Linked DNA regions of Mus musculus: region 2 is linked to region 1. Evidence: chromatin loops called from intact Hi-C (ENCODE). Cell type or tissue: left cerebral cortex. All regions are shown on one strand. Each heading gives the region's core, and the rest is flanking DNA. Links, peaks and the distances in the headings are about the cores only.

Evidence for each region. Peaks named below come from ENCODE experiments on the same cell type or tissue, not always from the same donor. Only the 100,000 strongest peaks of a DNase experiment are listed, where the experiment ranks them.
Region 2: a loop joins it to region 1, with 6 times the contacts of the local background. A loop is called at or near these places in 1 of 42 quality-filtered maps.

The regions. Positions count from the first base shown.
Region 1 is chr8:22,173,888-22,183,303 of GRCm38, reverse strand. It overlaps Ckap2 (cytoskeleton associated protein 2), which reads left to right. Exons shown (of 9, transcript NM_001004140.2): 2 at 3,709-3,790; 3 at 5,565-5,637; 4 at 5,725-6,530; 5 at 7,345-7,549; 6 at 8,133-8,303. Among named protein-coding and RNA genes, the nearest start is that of Ckap2, 7.2 kb to the left of the region's middle. In left cerebral cortex, for the core only: no CTCF peak of the experiment used is centred there; no DNase peak of the experiment used is centred there.
Region 2 is chr8:22,119,924-22,129,339 of GRCm38, reverse strand. It overlaps Nek5 (NIMA (never in mitosis gene a)-related expressed kinase 5), which reads left to right and starts at 4,273. Exons shown (of 19, transcript NM_001347318.2): 1 at 4,273-4,354; 2 at 5,659-5,796; 3 at 8,472-8,556. The coding sequence starts at 5,680. Nek3 (NIMA (never in mitosis gene a)-related expressed kinase 3) reads left to right here. Exons shown (of 16, transcript NM_011848.4): 16 at 550-1,057. The coding sequence ends at 655. In left cerebral cortex, for the core only: a CTCF peak has its summit at 4,997; DNase peaks (open chromatin) are centred at 4,258, 4,471 and 4,968; H3K4me3 peaks cover 542 bases.

The DNA.
Region 1 (9,416 bases), core at 653-8,652:
AAGATCTTTTATATCAAGTAGCTTATTTTATCACAAGTGTAATTATAGCGGAGAACTGGAGGATTGGTTGTCCCAAGGAGACCTAAGAATAACAAGTGTACACTTAATTCTGACCACAGTTTCTCCAGATGTTTAAAGCTTAACAAAGTTAGCAGAGACACACAGGACAAGACATGCGTGTCTCAGTCAGCTTTTGTTACCCTGTATCCACAGGAGCAGTCACTGTAACCCTTGAGTATACTGTCTAAGCCATCCTCTACAAGGCCCCTTGAACATAGTCAGACCTACTCTGACTTCGCTTTAAGCTTTTATGGTTTTGTCTCTCTTTTTTTTTTAATCTGATTTATTCTATCTAAAAGAATTTAACCTTTTATTGTCTCACTGATCCTGAGAAAGACTTAGAAAGAGCAAGAATCTTGAATGAGAGAACATTCTGTATAAATGAGAACAAACCGGCGGGTAGAGGACTCAGAGAGCTGAACTTCCAGGATTGTAGTTTTAGATGGTAAACTATTTTTATAGTCCCAGAAACGTGCAGCTATCTTAACCTTTACGTATGAATCACCTTGACCAAACAATTTAAACACTGTAAACATCCAGCTGGGCGTGGTGGTACACACCTTTAGGCAGAGGCTGGCAGGCTAGCCTGGTCTAGCAAGAGAGTTCCAGGATAGCCAGAGCTACGCAAAAAAACCCTGTATTGAAAAGAAACAAGCAAAAAATTAAATAACCATAACAAATAAATTTATCATTTGCTATAAGAAATTTTCCTAAAAGAGGTGTATGTATGTGTGTGTGTATCTGTTTTCCCCTGGGCTTCTACCCACTAAGTATAGCAACTTTCCCAAGCTACATAAGTCCCCCCCTGACCTCCCAGTTTTTCCCAGTCCTTATACACAATCTCTAGAAACCTTGAGGCCTCATGCAGTTGGGCCTGGATACTCAGGAGAGGGTACACTGGCCTTGCCTGTCTCCTCCTTGTAGGGATATTAACATTTAACAAGCCCAGCTGTGATTATTTTAATAGACACAGCTGGAGTTCTGAAGATGGCCATTGTCTAGCTAGAATGTATTATGCACCATCACTTTAATAAAGGAAAGTTGATTCCAAATTACACACATAGAGTAATGCAATAAATGAATACTACCTGTGAACAAGCATACCGTTAAGACATTAGGCCCTGTAAGTTTCTAGGCAAACCTTACAGAAAACCTAAGACAGCCTTTGTGACCTATATAGTATATAGAGGCTTAATTTCATGTGTCCATCCTCTAACAGAATGTGGCTGAGGGGGCTCTGTGTGCTGGAGTTATGATTGAGAGACCCTCCCCAGGTGTACGTTTCTCACTATCTGCTTTATTATAGGCACCTCTATACCATGAGCTAAGTAATAGTAGTAGCCTCTTTTGGGCATAATTTACCTTTTACCTGTCCTCAAGCACACAATGACTTTTTTCCTGGGCTGTTCTGTTCCTGTCACAGGGTCAGGGGCCAGCCTGAAATGGGCAGGCCAAATCTCACCTCCAGAGCTAGTTTGGGGCTTTTCCAACATTACCCATACCCAAAAGGTATTTGTTTCTCTGTAAGACAGAGGAAGCCGGTGATCTGTATACCCATAAGGAGTTTGTGGGTGTCTGTAGATGCGGACAGACACTGAGAAAACCTGAGTATGAATACATCAAATTACAGGTCTTGATTATACAGAATATAATGATTCTATGATGCAGGAAGAGCTTGGTTCCTCTGTGGGTTAAACCTCTAGTTTATTTTTCCCGTTTGGCTCTTTTAAGCTTACAGGTATTATAACCTATTAAACCATAAAAAACAGACATCGAAGGGACCTCAGGAAACTTTGTCAGTCCCCCCACCCCCATGTCTTTATAGCTGAAAAGTGGGAACAAAACCAAAAGAGTATCTAGGGTTGGTAAGGCAGACCACGGGTATAAGGCAGAGGAGTCAGTACCAAGAACAGAAAGACTGTCTCAGAGGAAGCAGGCTTGGAGATTCAGTGCAAAGAGTGAGTTAAGACCTTCAGTCTCCCTTTGGAGACCACAGCTTTACAGCACAGAAAAACTGGCTGGCCAGGATGCCTGGGTCTTGGCCAGTGTTTATCCCAGGCAGGGCTTGGTGGAGAAGACTATATGGGCCATTGGAGTAACCTGCCAAAGGAGCCTTTCCTTTCTTTTAAAAAACCCAGAGCCATTTTCTTGTTCTGAGCAAGAATCAAAACTCCTTCCTCTTTATGAAAGGAGGAGCCCTACGTTTTAATTGCACCTTTTGTGTCAGATGCACACACACACACCTCTCTCTACACAGTTGTTTCTGGAACCCTATATTGAAATGGTGTTCCCTGCAATTTTCACTCAATTAGGACATTTGATGCTATTTATTTATTTATTTATTTGTTTGGGAGGATGAACCTCAGAGCTTTGTATACGCTAGGCACACTCACGCATGCACTTGCGCACGCGTGTGCACACACACACACACACACACACACACAGAGAGAGAGAGAGAGAGAGAGAGAGAGAGAGAAGAGCCGAGCCAGCAGCTCTAATCTGGGAGCACAAAGGGAGCAGGCTTCAGGATGAAGGTGGAGTCTGGTTTATATGGCACAATCCAGCTGAACAGGCAGCTAATTTCTCAAAGAAAGTTCTTCCTCTGCGTGGGGGGGAAAAAGGGGGTCTCTGCAGGAGACTTCTCCTGGCTGCCAAACAGGCAGGACCTTCACTTAACTTTCAATCCAAGGTTACACCATTCCCCGCCACCGTTTTCTTAATGGGAAACCTTCTTGTCAGCTCTCCTAGGAAGCTTCCTTAGGGCTTGTTCTGAGCCCTCTCTCCCCTATGGGGTGGAGCCTGGTTGAGACCTGGGGGCCAGTCTTGCCATTTTACCTTATCCTGCTTCTTTCCTGTGAGCTTTTCTTGTCTCTGAATGAGCCTGGACCATTGATGAGAGTGGAGAGTTTGGAGTGCCCTCAGAGGAAGTACTGGAAACTGGTTGGGGGCACTCTTCGCAGGACTCCTCTCCAGCCATGTGAACGCTTTCGAGCAGCACAGAGGCACCAGCTCTGTAGGTCACACTGGGAGCCTCCATGTTATAGAAATCACCTGCTTTCGCAGAGAGGAGTTGCTCCACGCCTGACTTAGGGACTAATGGAGGAAATGCTCTTTTACAGCACTTGTCCAGCTCTGGCTGATGTCCAAGGAGACGTGGCTTTGAAGAGAAGATTTCAATAACTTACATACACTGGAGGCTAGAGTGTTTTATATATGCAGTCATTAAATCTGGTTCAGGTCTTGGCTCCAGGTTACACTTTGAGCAATTAAGAGACTATGAGTCTGGCCAGTTAGGCAGATGGGAGATTGATATAGCAAAGATATGGCTAGAGCTATTTAAGTACTTTTTTTTCATTTTCTCAAATAGTTGTTACTGAGGGTCCTCTTGCCCACCTGGCAGAATTACGTTTTTACTGATAAGAGCACAAGGTACTTTGTAGTAGACCAGGACTTTGTATGATTTAATGTCTCCTAAGCAAATCCATTAGCAAATACTTATGACATCAATTCTATTAATTTGAATTTCCTCTTCATCAATATTAATATAAAAACACTATCTCAGAATAATTTTTCCAAGAAAAATAACCTTTTACTCTGTCATAGTTGATGTTTTAACTAAAGTTGATTTTGTTGCTCTTTCCTCTCTAGAACAAAGAAAACAAAAACTCAAGGAATATCTGTTAATACGAAAAACAGTGTTTCCATACAAACAAGAAAATCAGATATCCAGGTGAGGTGAAGTTTAATTCAGTTCTGGAGAATTACATTAGAGTTGTGCACTAAGAACCTAACATGCACCCGATTTGTAATTTTTTTTTTAATTTTTTTTTTTTTTTTTTTTGGTTTTTTGAGACAGGGTCTCTCTGTGTAGCCCTGGCTGTCCTGGAACTCACTTTGTAGAACAGGCTAGCCTCGAACTCAGAAATCCACTTGCCTCTGCCTCCCGAGCACGCTGGGATTAAAGGCATGCGCTACCACACCCAGCTCATTTGTAATTTTTACTTCCTACTAACCACTTTTAACTTTAAAATGAAATGATTTTTAACACTTAACCCAGTTATGATTCCAGATATTATCATTTTCAACATGCGATATTTAAAAGTATTAAGAGGTCTGGAAATGTATTTTAGTAGTAGAATGCCTGCTACCCTTCAGCACCACAAAGAAAAAGTATTACGGCATTATACCCTCTCTTTTGGTATCCCGTCTTCAAAGTTGTGGTGTGAGTCAACACTTTGGGCCCATCTCGGTTTGTACCAGCAGCTGCTTGATGTAGGTGATGCACCTGATCATCGTTTTACACATATGTTTAGACTCTTAAAGGGAAGCAATTCATTTTTGTACACCTATTGTGTATGTGTATTCAAGGTACTGTACACATGTGCAGGCCAAAGTAGCCTTCAGGCTTGTGGGCTCTGTGAATCAAATTGTGGCAGTCATCTGCATCTACTGAGCCATCCCGGGTCCAAGAGGAAAGAGTTTTAGAGCAAAGTGTATGTATGTGTACTGAAATACTGACTTAGGAGATATGCTGTGCTGTCAACATCGGTGTTTGGTTTTGAATGCATTCAAACACTCAAGTTTCAAACTTGAGTTTCTTCTGTCCCCAAGTATAGATCATGGGTTGGTACCACTGCAGCTGAGATGGATAATTCCATGTGTCTTTCAGGCTACAGTGCCCAGTTGTTTGGTAAAACAGTAGCCTAGATGTTGCAGTAAAAGAATCTTTTAAGGCTTGGTGTGGTGTCACGTGCTTTTAATCCCAGCACTGAGCTGAAGCCGGAGGATCTGTGTACTTGAAAGGCAGCCTGGTCTACAGAGCTGATTTCTAAATAGAGACCCTGTCTCAACAAACAAAAGCAAAACTAAACAAAGAACCTTTCAGGTGTGACTAATACTTGAGTCAGTGACTTTTGAGGACATCAGGTGGCCCTCTGTGTGTGTAGATTTCATCAATAGAAAAGCAGTGTTTGGGGATATTAACTTTACTTTGTAGTTGGTAGGAATTAAAGTTTTATTAGTTATAGGAATAACAGATTTTGTCAGTTCTACCAAATAGCACTATATACACATTTTAGCATATGCTGAATTTGTGACTCTGTTTTGGAATTACTCAAGTGTCTAGATGACAATATTTTATTTCCTACCTTGATTTTTTTTAATTAAGCAATTTTTTTATTAGATATTTCTTCATTTACATTCCTACCTTGATTTTTGTACATAATTGGTATCATTTTGCTAAGGGTAGTCAGATATTATACTAGTCTATAGCTAAAAAAAAAGAAAATTGGGCTGAAATTTTTAAACCCACGTTTTTACTCCACTAACTATATTTTGCTTAGAATAACCAAATCTTAATTCATTTCTTGCTTTAATTTACAGTTAAAGATCCTGGGGCCTTGAATGACCTCAATAAATAATAAAATATTATTAGATATTCTCTTGCCTCTTCCCTGAAAGCACATTTCCTTTGTACAGAAATTTTTTTTTCTTTTAATTAATAGAGATCAGAAAATGATAACATCTGAGGATCGGGTCCAAGAAGGGAAAAAAGTTGTGAAACTCAAAACAGAAGTGGTAAGATACATGTCTAGCCCTCAGACCTTCCTGTACTCTTTATGAAGAAATGGATTCTGAGATAATGATTTCTTTTAACTCTTCTAGGCTGATAAAGAAAATATTGAAAGTACAGTTGAGAAAAACTGCATTCCATTAAAAGCTGGAGAAGTAACCAGCTCAGAAATACATAATTCAAAGGATAATGTTCAAGCTGTGCAGTTATTATCTACAAGAGATGATTTGCCAGGTCAGACTGTGACATTAGACCCGGCATGTCACCATAAAGACAATAAAAAGATGCAAATGACTGCAGAGAAGCCCAAACAAGACAGTAATGTGTCTAAAAAGCGAGTGCTTGGCTATTATCATGGCCAGATTGTTCAGTCTAAGATTAATTCATTTAGAAAGCTTCCCAGTGTCAAAGGCGAGAGTCTTACAACAACCAAGAAACTTCCCACTACTGTGTCTAAAGCCATGAAGGCTCAGAGTGAGCCTGCGAACACCGTCAGCGTAAAAGCCTCAACTACAGCTGCTGCCACCAAGTTTGCAGACGCTAAACCTGTGAGCACTGCGTCGAAGGACACACTTGTGCGACCACCTATCCGAAGCCTCCACAGTAGTTCCCACGGAGCTGCGAAACAGGGCCTCAGCAGGCCGCTTGCCAATGTTACAGTCAGAAAAGGGATGCTTGACAAGGAGTCACATCGATCAGAACCAGTTGTGTCCGTTGTCAAAGCCGGTTCTTCTCAGGCCCCATCAAGAAGCATAGCATCTAAAGATGCAGCCAGGACTGATTCGTCTAATACCAGACTGATGGTAAAGCCAAAAGATACTGACCAGCGCAGATACACGATTGCAGGAGCAAGTGTTCATAGATCAGCTCAGCTCAAGGACACCACCGCAGAGAGGAAGTGAGTGGATGAAGCTCACTTTGTTTGCCTAGTTTTCAGTAGAATACCATTTGTGGATTTACCTTTGTAACTTCCTTGAACGTATTAGAATTTCTTTAATTTATTATTTTCTGCCTCACAGGCAAATTTATGTATGGAACAAGAAGACCAAAAAGTTATGTGTTTAAGTGTGGTTTACTGGTTGCTTTTGATTTCAGCTGGACAATTAAGAACAGTTGAGAAATACTTATAATTTATTCGCTTAAAAACCTAATCTTGGCTTCTTTTGGGGGAGGTGTTATTTATTATTTTCTTTATATGCGTGAGAGCATTGGCTCCTCTGGAAGTGGAGTTACAGGTGGTTGTGAGCCTCTTGATGTTGGTGTAAGGAACCAAGCCTGGGTCCTTTGGCAAGAGCAGTAAGCACTCTTAACCTCTTAGCCGTCTCCCCAGTTCTAATATCTATCTATCTAATCTTGTTATGTTCAAGAGTTTCTCTGCAGACAGATCTGTTCCAGCAGTTTAGAACGATGGATAGACTTGAGGTTGTTGTGATTTGTGTATGGGTGGTTTATGTGTATGTATGTCTTTGTACCATGTGTGTTCCTGGTGCCCACGGAGGCCAGAAGAGGGCGCCAGATCCTCTGGACCTGGAGTTAGAAATGGTTGTAATGCACCATGTGGTGCTGGGAATCAAACCAGGGTCCTTTGGAAGAGTGGCTGGTGCGGCTGCGCTGTCTCTCCAGCCCAGATCTGAACTATATTTAATTATTCCACTTAGCAGGAAGTCGCCATCAAAATCTAAGTAATGTCTATGTGCTGTTTCTGGTTGTAGAGCTCAGATGACGGAGTGGAGAACTGGCAAAGGAAAGGGGCTAAAACGACCTCCTCATTCAGTAGTCACCCAGGCTGAGCCAAAGGGACAAAGTGAAAACCCAGTTGGGTCCTTTTGGACTACCATGGCAGAAGAAGATGAGCAGAGATTATTTACTGAAAAAGTAAACAAAACTATTTCTGAATGCCTGAACCTTATTAATGAGGTAGTCTTTTTTGTTTGTTTCTTTGCTTTTAATGTGTATGGCTGTTTTGTCTGTATTTATGTCCATGTGCATTCCTGGTGCCTGTAGAGGCTAGAAAATGGTGCTAGATCATCTGGAACTGGAGTTAAGGATGGTTGTGAGCCACCATGTGTGTGCTGGGAATTGAACCCAGATCCTCTGGAGGAACAGCTAGTGCTCTTAAATGCTGAGCCATTTCTCCAGCCCTCTTGGTAGAGCCCTTATCTTTATACATTCTATGATTTAGAAATGTTTTAAGGTTTGTTGTTGCTGTTATTTTACTTATGTGCTGAGATGTGTATGTGTGCCACACATGCTCAGATGGCAGCAGCGGCTGGAAGGTGTTGGGTCCACTGACTGTGGAGGTTATGGTCAGTTGAGAGCTGCCCAGCCTGGGTGGTAAAAACCACCAACTTGGATCCTGTGGTAGAACATCAAGTACTCTCGACTGCTGAGTCATGTTTCCAGATCCTTCTGTCAGCCTTTTATATTGCTCACTGTTCTTGACTATAGTCAGATTATTGTTTATAGTCTGTAGCTCACATTTTATTTCTTGGTATTTTAGGGATGCCCAAAAGAAGAAATTTTGGCTACATTGAATGACCTGATTCATAATATTCCAGATGCCAAAAAACTTGTTAAATATTGGATATGTCTTGTACGTATTGAACCAATCACAAGTCCTATTGAAAATATTATCTCAATCTATGAGAAGGCCATCCTGGCAGGGGCTCAGGTAAGATCAAAATGCACCGAGTTGTTTTGGAGCAGCACATCACTGTGCAGTTCGATCCGATTGTGATTTTATGTATGGTCCTGATGGCTATTTAAAGGAAACAAGAGGACTTGGTGGAGTTCAGTGGGAGAGCAGGGGAGATGGTAGCAGCAGAAACAGTGAAGGCTGCAAGGACTGCATTATGCTTTCCAACCTCCTAAAACTTTTCACCTGTGTACCGAGGGTTATAAGACTTTAGAAAATAAGCCGGGCGTGGTGGCGCACGCCTTTGATCCAGCACTCGGGAGGCAGAGGCAGGCGGATTTCTGAGTTCAAGGCCAGCCTGGTCTACAGAGTGAGTTCCAGGACAGCCAGGACTACACAGAGAAACCCTGTCTCGAAAAACCAAAAAAAAAAAAAAGACTTTAGAAAATAGATACCAGCTGAACTATAAATTTAATGAAACCGAGAATATTTTAGCACAAAATAACCTCCTATGCATGTCCCATAATGGAACAGAAAGGATATTACAAAAAGTAAACTATGGCCCTGGTGCAGTGATACAGAAGTGCGAGCCAAGGCTAAGGCAGAAATTGTAGCGTAAAGACAGAGATGATACCGAGGCAGAGACTTGGGAACAAGAAGCAAAATTAGCCACAAAATTGAAAATAGGATTGATTGTTCTAGAACTAAATTCTGAAACTAGGACTATGAACCAGGGCTTCTATTTTTAAATATTCTTATATTAGCAAGCATGGTGGCTTTGAGGAACATAGTGAATGCTTTTATCATCTATCAGGTAGTACAGTTTGAACAAGTGAAATATGTTGGGTTGACAAGCTCAAGATATTCAGAGAGATGGCTCAGCAGTTAAGAGCATGGATTGCTCTTCCAGAGAACCTGTGTTCAATTCCCAGCAACCGCATGGTTGCTTACAACCATCTATGTGATCTGATGACCTCTTCTGGCATGCAGGTGTACATGCAGAGTACTCATACATACATACATATAAATTAATTTTAAAAAGATATTCATGCCGGGCAGTGGTGGTGCATGCCTTTAATCTCAGCACTTGGGAGGCAGAGGCAGGAGGATTTCTGAGTTCGAGGCCAGCCTGGTCTGCAGAGTGAGTTC
Region 2 (9,416 bases), core at 1,044-9,043, 54 kb after region 1:
TTGTAATAGACCTAGAATGCTTTCATTGGGGAATGGAATACACGCCATACCATACTGCAATAATTTCAGATTTAGTAAGAACTATACCACTTTCTATCCTAAACAGCACCTCTGCTGCTGTGTGGTGGACAATACTAAAATTTCATCATGAATTTCCGGCTGCATTCTGCACACAGTATTCTTTCACCAAGGCTTCTTTTGTTTCTGAGTTCTGAGACCTTTAGGCTCCCCCTGAATCTGCTTCCTAGTGCTGGGATGTGGGCATGCGCACCAGGCTCCCCCTGAATCTGCTTCCTAGTGCTGGGGCTTGTGCTTGTATAGCTATATCTGGCTTTTATTTTATGATATATTAGGGTAAAAAAAAACCCACAGTGACACTTTTTTTTAGAACATTTTTTTTCCCTCTACTCGATTACCTTATGGAATTCCGAATTTACAAAAACTTAAATATTGTATGGAAGAAATCTTCATTGAACTCACTAGCAAGCACAGACCGTGCCCCTAATACAGAGGCTCATTATCCAAATTGTTTTATCCTTCCCCCGCCAGGGACTTTGAGGAAGATAACGAAAACCCTGATTGGGTGTCAGAACTAAAGAAGCACGTAGGATACGGGGATGGACCTGGTGGACAACTCCTCGGAGAACGTGCCTGAGTCATGGCAAGACACTGGCGAGAGACACTGGCGAGAGACACTGATGGCTGGGAATGGAAGTGAGGACTGAGAAAATGTATATCGCAAGTTTACAAAGCAATCCAGAACCCTTGCGAGATTTCAACACAACGGAAGTCTAGCAGATGCTTCATGCCTTGTGTTCCGACAGAACGGAGATGCCATGCTCGTCTGCCGGCCACCATGTGTGTGACACTAGGAAATGACTTAACTCCTTTGATCCCAAATCTTCTCAACTATACAATGAGAGTAACAACGCCTACCTCATAGGAACACTCACGGCAACAGTTACAGCTGTCCAGTGCCTGTTATCCCCAATTACCATGTAACACTCTCACATTTCCTAAAGGTTTAAGGATCTAAATACATTAAGCTATGGCATAACCGTGTGTGCTGGTTTTCAATAATACCCAGTTTGGATATGCTTCAAGATGATTTCCAGTGATACTTACCAACTACCAGCTGCCTTTCAATGTTCCTTAGAGCATTTACAAAAGGGTCAGAGGTCAGGGGATCAGCCATGGGAGGAGTGGGTGGCTCCAGAGCTTGCCAGAAGATTGCAGTCCTGGTCTGGAGGCAGAGATCCAGCTGAAGAGATACGACCTGTGTCCCTAGAACGTGTTATTCAGTGAGGTGGGGCGCCATGCACATTACATGCAGGATGTTAGATCTCCACATTTAATGCTAGAAAACTTTAAAGAAGGGAGACTCTGTCCCCAAAGAAGAAACAGGTATAAACAGGTTTCTCCTCACCCCATATGGTCCAGTCATTTATCAGGACCTGATGACATGCCAGCTATAAGTAGCTTATAGTTAACCCCCCCCTCCCTTTTTATCAATGCTGGGGATCAAACCCAGGACCTTATGAATGTCAGGCAGGTTTTGTACCACAGCTACACCTCCGCCCATCTTTTGTTTATCCTAACATGCAATGGCTGCTGTGTAAATTCACACTCCACCTGGACATCTCCTTGAACTTAGTCACATAGTCAGGGTTAGTCTCCCATGGTCCCGAGGTTGTCTGTCTGTCTGTCCTTGCCATTTCTGAGGAGTGCTGGTTACGTATTTTGTTTTTATCCTCCATTTGGGTATGTCCAGCAATCTTCACAAAGGTAAGGTCTGTCCTCCTCATGTCCTGTCAAGGAGTACATGATGTCGCCGTGGCATGCCTCAGATGCTGCTTGCCCCAAGCAGTAGTAACTCAGTACCTCTTAGGCTTCCCTACCATCACAGGTACTAAACTTCCATGTCCCAGTCAGTTCACTGTCACTAACTCAGGCCACACTGAAGCTGAGAGGTGTTAAGTCCTACCACTGTTGGTCAAAAGTATAATGTTACACCGAGTCATGGGTTTGGCAGCTTCATTCTTTCCAGATGGTTCCTGTGTCCTTTTGTGATGTTCTTGCCCTTTTACTAACAAGATGAAGTAGGATCAACCTATACCTTCTCTGTTCCAGCCCCAGGATCAACCATTTTCCCCCCAAGAGGTCATGGTTCCTCTCACTGGGTTAAAAGCCAGTGTCTGGGTGTTGAGTGTGCTTGCCGAGTGTGCTGGTTGCTCGAGGGATATCTGCGCTGTCTACATATCCGTGTTCTGTGCATCCCCATGTGTATGTATTGAGTCAAGCACTGCCTCATACAGAAGTCACGGAGTAATTCAGGTGTCTCTTCTTGCTCTTTTTCTATGTCTGCTTTCCCTGATGGTGAGGAACATGGCTTGCGACCACCTGCTTGGTTGTTCAGACCAGTACACGTCCAGAGCAGTGTCCAAATCGTTCACCCTCAATGCTCTGAGGAACAAGTTAGCATCCAGAGTGCAGAGCTTGTGCGTGGCCTCTGTTGCTGTCATCACCCTTCCTAGGTCAGTCCCTTAAACATTGTCTCCACGCTCTCCCGATGATGTTACATGCTCAAGAAAGCATCCATCTCCATTAGTATTTCCAAGACACTCAACTTCCATAGACGTCACCCTCCGCGCCTCTGTCCGCTCTAATCGCCAGATACAGACATCACAGCCCATCAGACAAAGCAAACTTGAGATCACTTGTGTATCTTCCCGCTGAGAGTAAGTCAGATTGCGAATCCTCTTGAAAATCAGATGATTTCTATTTTAAACCAAACTTCCTTGTGTTTGCTTCTTTGGGTGAGATCTGCCAGCCCTGGTAGCTTTTTAAAAAGAAAGGGGATTGGGTGTAACACACATCTTTAGTTTCAGCAGGAGGCAGAGGCAGGCATCTGGACCTCTCTGAGTTCCAGGCCAACCAGGGGTACATACTGAAACCCTGTCTACAGGGGGGGAAACAACAACAACAACAACAACAACAACAACACTTCATCTGTTCTAAGAAGTCCACTGTTGCCCATGTGGAACCCATTAGATTTTTAAGGAATTAATTTCCAAGATAATTTGATTTTAAAATTTTATTTCAATCAGTAGCATACTACTATAAAACAAAACAAATGCTGTAGTCAGGAAATACTAATTTCCAGTTATACGATTCTTTCGGAACATGGGAATCAGTAAGAATTTCAAACATTAAGAGGATTACATTTTTATAAAATTCTGTCCCAGGAAGTAGAATGTAGATAAAAGAGGGGGAAAAAAAAGGTGTGATGTCCGCTTTTAGAGAAGTGAGCTTTTTTGTGGAGGGGGCTGGATAACGGGGGGGGGGGGGTATGAAATGGTTACGGGTTTTAGATTCCACTGGATATAGCTATCTTGCTGTGTGAGTACCACCCCGAAAGTTATATATTCCCACAGGTAACCTATTGCAACGTGACTCTCAGGAAATGCTAGGTTGCAGATCACTGGGCAGCACCTGGGGTTTGTTAGTGGACCCAGGTTCTTTTCTGACATACACCTTTCAGCAGTAATTAAGACCTCGCATGAGAGCTAGAGAGATGGCTCAGCAATTAGTAGCACTGACTGCTCTTCCAGAGGTCCTGAGTTCAATTCCCAGCAACCACATGGTGTCTCACAACCATCTGTAATGAGATCTGATGCCCTCTTCTGGTGTGTCTGAAGACAGCAACAGTGTGCTCATTTATGTAAAATTAGTAATTCTTTAAGAAAAAAAAAAAAGACCTTGCATGAGAAACATGCTTCCTCCTGGGAGTATGTTACAGCTGTACACTGCTTAGCATGCTGGGGACCTTAGGAAAGTTGCCCCTAACTCCGTGCGCAAAAGGCCACCCAGAAAACAGGTCCGAGGCTTTAAAAAAAAAAATGCTGTTCATAGAATTCTGGAAAATGGCCACCCCAGCACACTCCCTGGAACCCGAAGGCTGCAACAAGAATCTGACATATCTTCCACCCCGCAGTTTTGGGAAAGTTTGCCCTTGGAGTGATTTCTCCCATTCCCTACTCTCCACTACAAAACCTTCTCAGACTTTGTCCCGCCTCCTCCTGCATCCTCAGACACCAAGCTACAGGTTGCCAACTCTCAGACCAATAAAAGTGTGCTTGTCCCACCTCTGACTTATTTATTATAGAGCGGAGGAGCGGGAAGACCCGGGGTACCTGGAAATGAGCCCTGGGGTTCTCCTCTGCTCCCGCCCAGCACTCCGCCCACTTCCCCCTCTCTCTCCCCCGGGCGAGGGTGGCCCTGCCCCTGCGTCTGGGAGGCTTAGCGGCTGGAGCACCGATTCTTCCATGCTCACTGCTTAACGCCCGCCGAGCAGGTAAGCTGAGCCCAATGTGTTCATTTTTCCGGAGCTGTCGCGGGCCCCTCGAAGCTGAGGGGAGAGAAATGGGAATCTAGGCAGGAGTAAACAGGGCGGCAACTAGGAAGCCCCGCTCACTGGGCTGCGTCGGTTTCCATGACAACGCACAAGCTACAAAAGTTCTGAACTCTGGTCTCCCGCCCACATGCTGGCTGTTGCCCTACGCTGACAACTTAGAAGTCCCCGTCTTGAAATTATAGGAAAACAACCTATAGTTGACCACCCAAGGCTTTAGAAGTCTGCATTGTGCCTGAGGCAGGAGGGTGACAAACTCAAGGCCTACGTGAACAGCTTAGACCTGTTTCAATAATGGTTTCCCAAAAGAATAAGCTCAATAGTAGGATGCCTACCCTGCATGTATGCAGTCCTGGGTTCGCTTCCCAGTACAGCAAAAAAAAAAAAAAAAAAAAAAAAAAAAAAAAAAAACCTTTATGCCCTGACTGTGGCATAAAAGGGAAACAGGAAAGCAACCTACAATGGAGTGCGTAGTCCACCTGTAAACTCCTGGAGCCCGTTGCCAGGACAGTCACCTGACTGCGGTTGCTAGAACTCTGGATCTCCCACTGACTGCAGCCCTACAGCCAGCCAGTAGATGGGGTATTTTTCCAAATTGGAGCGCAATTCATTGGAGAATGCCCAGACCCAACCAAGCCTCGGTTTCTATTCCTAGGAAGTACTAGTTAATCCCTCTTAGATAGATGTGATAGTTTGGTTCTAGAGGTAGATAATTACGAATTAGGTTTTTCTTTACATAAGGTTTGCAGAGACGTTTTGGTGATTCCTTGTTGTGTGTGACCAACAACTTTTGGATGGCATAGGTAGTACCTAAGGCCCCAAGTACATCTTAAATACCACAACGTAGAACCCCAGACACCAACAGAGTTCCCTGGCTTCCCTGTAGAAGGCAGCACGTCCCCACTGAGACCCGAACTGTGCGTGCCTCGCCCTTAGACTTACCGCTTTTTAGACAACCACCCACCCCGGACAAGCGACATGTCTTTCTTTCAAACACAAATAATTTTCCATTTCAGACGCTAGAGAAGAAAGGCTTTGTGAGGTGGTGAATTGTCTAAGATCCCAGCGTGACCTTGGAATCCACCAAACTAAACCCCTTTCCGCAGCGTTACTTGTGGCCAGAAGGAAGTTCCTTAGGTGTGTCTGAAACGCTGGGTGGAAAGTTTTAACAAACAGCTCCTTTGCTTTTCATCCCTCTTCTGCCGGCTAGTTGTCTTGTGCAGTCAAGGTTTTATTCTTCATTTTAGGAAGTTCTGACGCCTGGAGCCATGGATAACTTTCACCTGATTAAGATCATTGGGGAAGGCACCTTTGGGAAGGTGTACTTGGCTAAAGATAAATCAGAAAGCAGTCACTGTGTCATAAAAGAAATCAGTTTGACAAAGGTAAAGTTAAGTTTGAATTTTAGATAACTTTAAGTGGTATATCTAGCTTTAAATTTTGTTTGTTTGTTTATTATGCATATATACACGTGTGCCTGTGTGAATTTATGGGCACCTTGTGACTGCAAGCACCTGCAGAGGCCAGGCAGCATTGGAAGCCCCAGAACTTAATTTACAGGCAGTTCCGAGTCACCTGATGGGTGCTAAGAACTGAACCTAGGCCTTCTGCTCCAACAGTGGGCACTGAGTCGTCCCTCCAGCCCCCCCCCCCCCATATTTTTCTATGTTTGTTTATTTATTTATCTTTACTTATTCACTTTATATCTTGCTCACTGCCCTCTTCCCGGTCACCACAGTCCTTCTCCTGTCCCCCTTCCTCTTCTCCTCTGAGCAGGCAGGCAGCCCCCATAATCTTGCTATAGCATGAAAGCAAATACCTTTTTCACAGTTGTGCATTTTCAGGTTCACCTGATGCTCTCTTCTTTCATCCCCTTGAAACCCTCCCAGGAACATGTATTGCATTCATTCTCTTGGCCTGCTCTCCTCCCACTGAACAAAGGACTTGTCTGCATGCCCTTTACCTAACTTCATGTTCTCATTTTCTTTCTGTAATACTTTGATAGCCCAGGGGGTTGCACTATTAGGAGGTGTGGCTTTGTTGGAGTAGATGTGGCCTTGTTGGAGTGGGTATGTCACTGTGAGTGTGGGCTTTATTAACCCCATCCTAGCTGCCTGGAAGCCAGTCTTCTCCTAGCAGTCTTCAGATGAAGAAGTAAAACTCTCAGCTCCTCCTGAACCTCCTAGATGCTGCCATGTTCCCGCCTTGATGGTAATGGCCTGAATCTTTGAACCTGTAAGCCTGCCTCAATTAAATGTTGTCCTTATAAGAGGTGCCTTGGTCATGGTGTCTGTTCATAGCAGTAAAACCCTAACTAAGACACCTTCCCTCTGCTGTCTCCCACACCCCCTATGCCCCCTGCCCCCCAGCTCCATCCATCTCTACCACCCTGGTAGCTACATTTTTCAGAGTAAATTTAAAATTTAAAAAGCATTTTGAGCCTGGCGGCAGAGGCAGGCAGATTTCTGAGTTCGAGGCTAGCCTGGTCTACAAAGTGAGTTCCAGGACAGCCAGGGCTACACAGAGAAACCCTGTCTGGAAAAAAAAACAAAAAAACAAAAAAACAAACCCAAAACAAAACAAAAAAAAGCATTTTGAAATCTGAAATTCGTGTTCTGATCATGTTATTTAGAATAAGTCATGTGACACTGGATCTTAGATTAGAACCTAGGATTGAGAATGTCAATTAAAAAATATTGGCTGAGCTGTTTCAGTGGTGGAGTGTGTATTTAATATGTATATACAACACACACACACACACACACACACACACACACACACACACAGAAGGAGGCTGTTAGGGAGAAAGGAGACAGGTAATCGAACACTCTGGAGGCTAAAGCAAGAGAACCATCAGTTCCCAGCTAGGCCAGCCTGAGTTACATAGAGAGGCACACCCCTTGCAGAGAGAGAGAGAGGGTGGGGGAGGGAGACAGAAATGGGGAATATGCATAGGCACCAAAACAATTAAAAAGTACTATTATTATATGACAAATAGAATAATAAATTGCAAAACTAAAATTAAATTGTAAGATTGTTTTCTTTTTACATTTATTCATTCACTTGCTGTGTGCATGTGCACACATGTGGATATGCCACACATGTGTGCATATGCATGCATGTGCGATACGCCACACATGTGGAGGTCAGAGGATAACTTGCGGGCATCGGTTCTTTCCATCCTTTGACCATGTGGGGTTCAGGGATTGAATTTAGCTCACTGGGTTTGGTGGCAAGTGCCTTTACCTGCCAAGCTCTCTTGCCGGCCACAAGAAACCAGCTTTGATTTTGTTTTGAGGCAGGATCTTCTATTGTAATTCAGAATCCTCCTGCCTCAGACTACTGAAGTCTGGAATTTTGCTTTTGTAGCATAGGACCATTTCTTCCTCAGCAGTGATTGCTTTTGGAATGTTAGGATTTAGGAAGAATTTCCTTATGCTGGAGGATAAAGTAAGTCACAGATACTTAGAGAATGATTAAAATATAGTTACACATTTATTTATAATTTGCATTTACTTATTTTTTTAAAAAAAGATTTATTTCTTTATTTTATGCACCATTGCTCTCTTCAGACACACCAGAAAAGGGCACCAGACCCAATTACGGAGGGTTGTGAGCCACCATGTGGTTGCTGGGAATTGAACTCTGGACCTCTGGAAGAGCCATCAGTGCTCTTAACCACTGAGCCAACTCTCCAGCCCTGTTTTGTTGCTTTGTCTTGAAATAGGACCTCACTATGTTGCTCAGGATGGTCTGTCTCCAGGTATCTGGGAATACAGTCCTGCATCAAGTGTAACCAGTTTCCAACTTTTAGTATGACATTTCCCCAGGGTTATTAATTTTCTTGACTATAATTATCACTGACAAACTAATGGATTTAATGAGGCACTGTGCTCATTCCATGGTGGCCCTGCCTTCAAGAGATAAGTTCTAAAAGTGACGTTAAAGCCAGTGGCATCTTGGGGGGTTTCAGACGGGAGTGAGCAGGACTCGTGCCTCTGTAAGCAAGTTACCTGTACAAAACATGCTGTCTCTCAGTGTACCTTTGATGCCCTTCCAGGAAAAAGAGGCCTCAAAGAACGAAGTGATTCTTCTGGCTAGGATGGAGCATCCCAATATCGTAACCTTCTTCAGCTCGTTTCAAGGTTAGACTTTTCTGTCACTAAGGCATCCTATTAAACTCAAAATCTTTAGAAAAGATGTGTCCCCAAGAGTTGTATATTTATTATTTTGTAAGTGTGTTCGTTTTCCTTTCTAGTTAAATGGTCTCTGTTTCCTGTCTGGTGAGGTTTGTCTTTTTAGATGAGGTCTTCCATGTCCCAGGCTGGTCTTGGGTTACTGTGTAGCTGAATTACACCCTGAGCTCTGAATAATGTTTAAAGGTGGTCCGGGAATAAAGTACCACACTTCTTTCTATCCACCCTTCCCATCTTTCTCTTCCTCGTCATTTGAGTTATTGTTGAAGTCCTTTGTCTAGCTGAATTCTCACCCTCAGACTTCCCCAAGCCCCTAGCCTTCAATAGCTCCCCAGGGTACATTTCTGCTAATGTGTGTGGCTCTTTATTTTTTTCTTCAGACAGGAAACTTAGGGGTGGGAATACAACTCAGTGGTAGAATAATTTGTGTAGCATGTATGAGCTCCCTCTCCCCCCCCCTCTCACACACACACAAACCTCAATTTAATGAATTTAGGGAGTTTTATATAGACTTTGGTCCTCTACATGTGGCAGATAGTAGCTGCTCAGTGTACAGCTGCTAGATGAGTGGATGAGCTGGACTATTTGAATAGACTGGAATATATGTCTATTCCGTGTGAGATGGGATTTAGAAGATTCATTTTACAATGGATACAGTTACACAGCTAAGACCACTCGAGTATAGATGACCTTTTTTGCCCCTGTACATTGCTTGGTAGCTTGTTGGTGCTTAAAGCACAGGCTTAGCCAAGGGCCTCGGAGCCTGGAGGCACCTGACTATGAGAACCTGTAACTACAAGCTTTGCTGG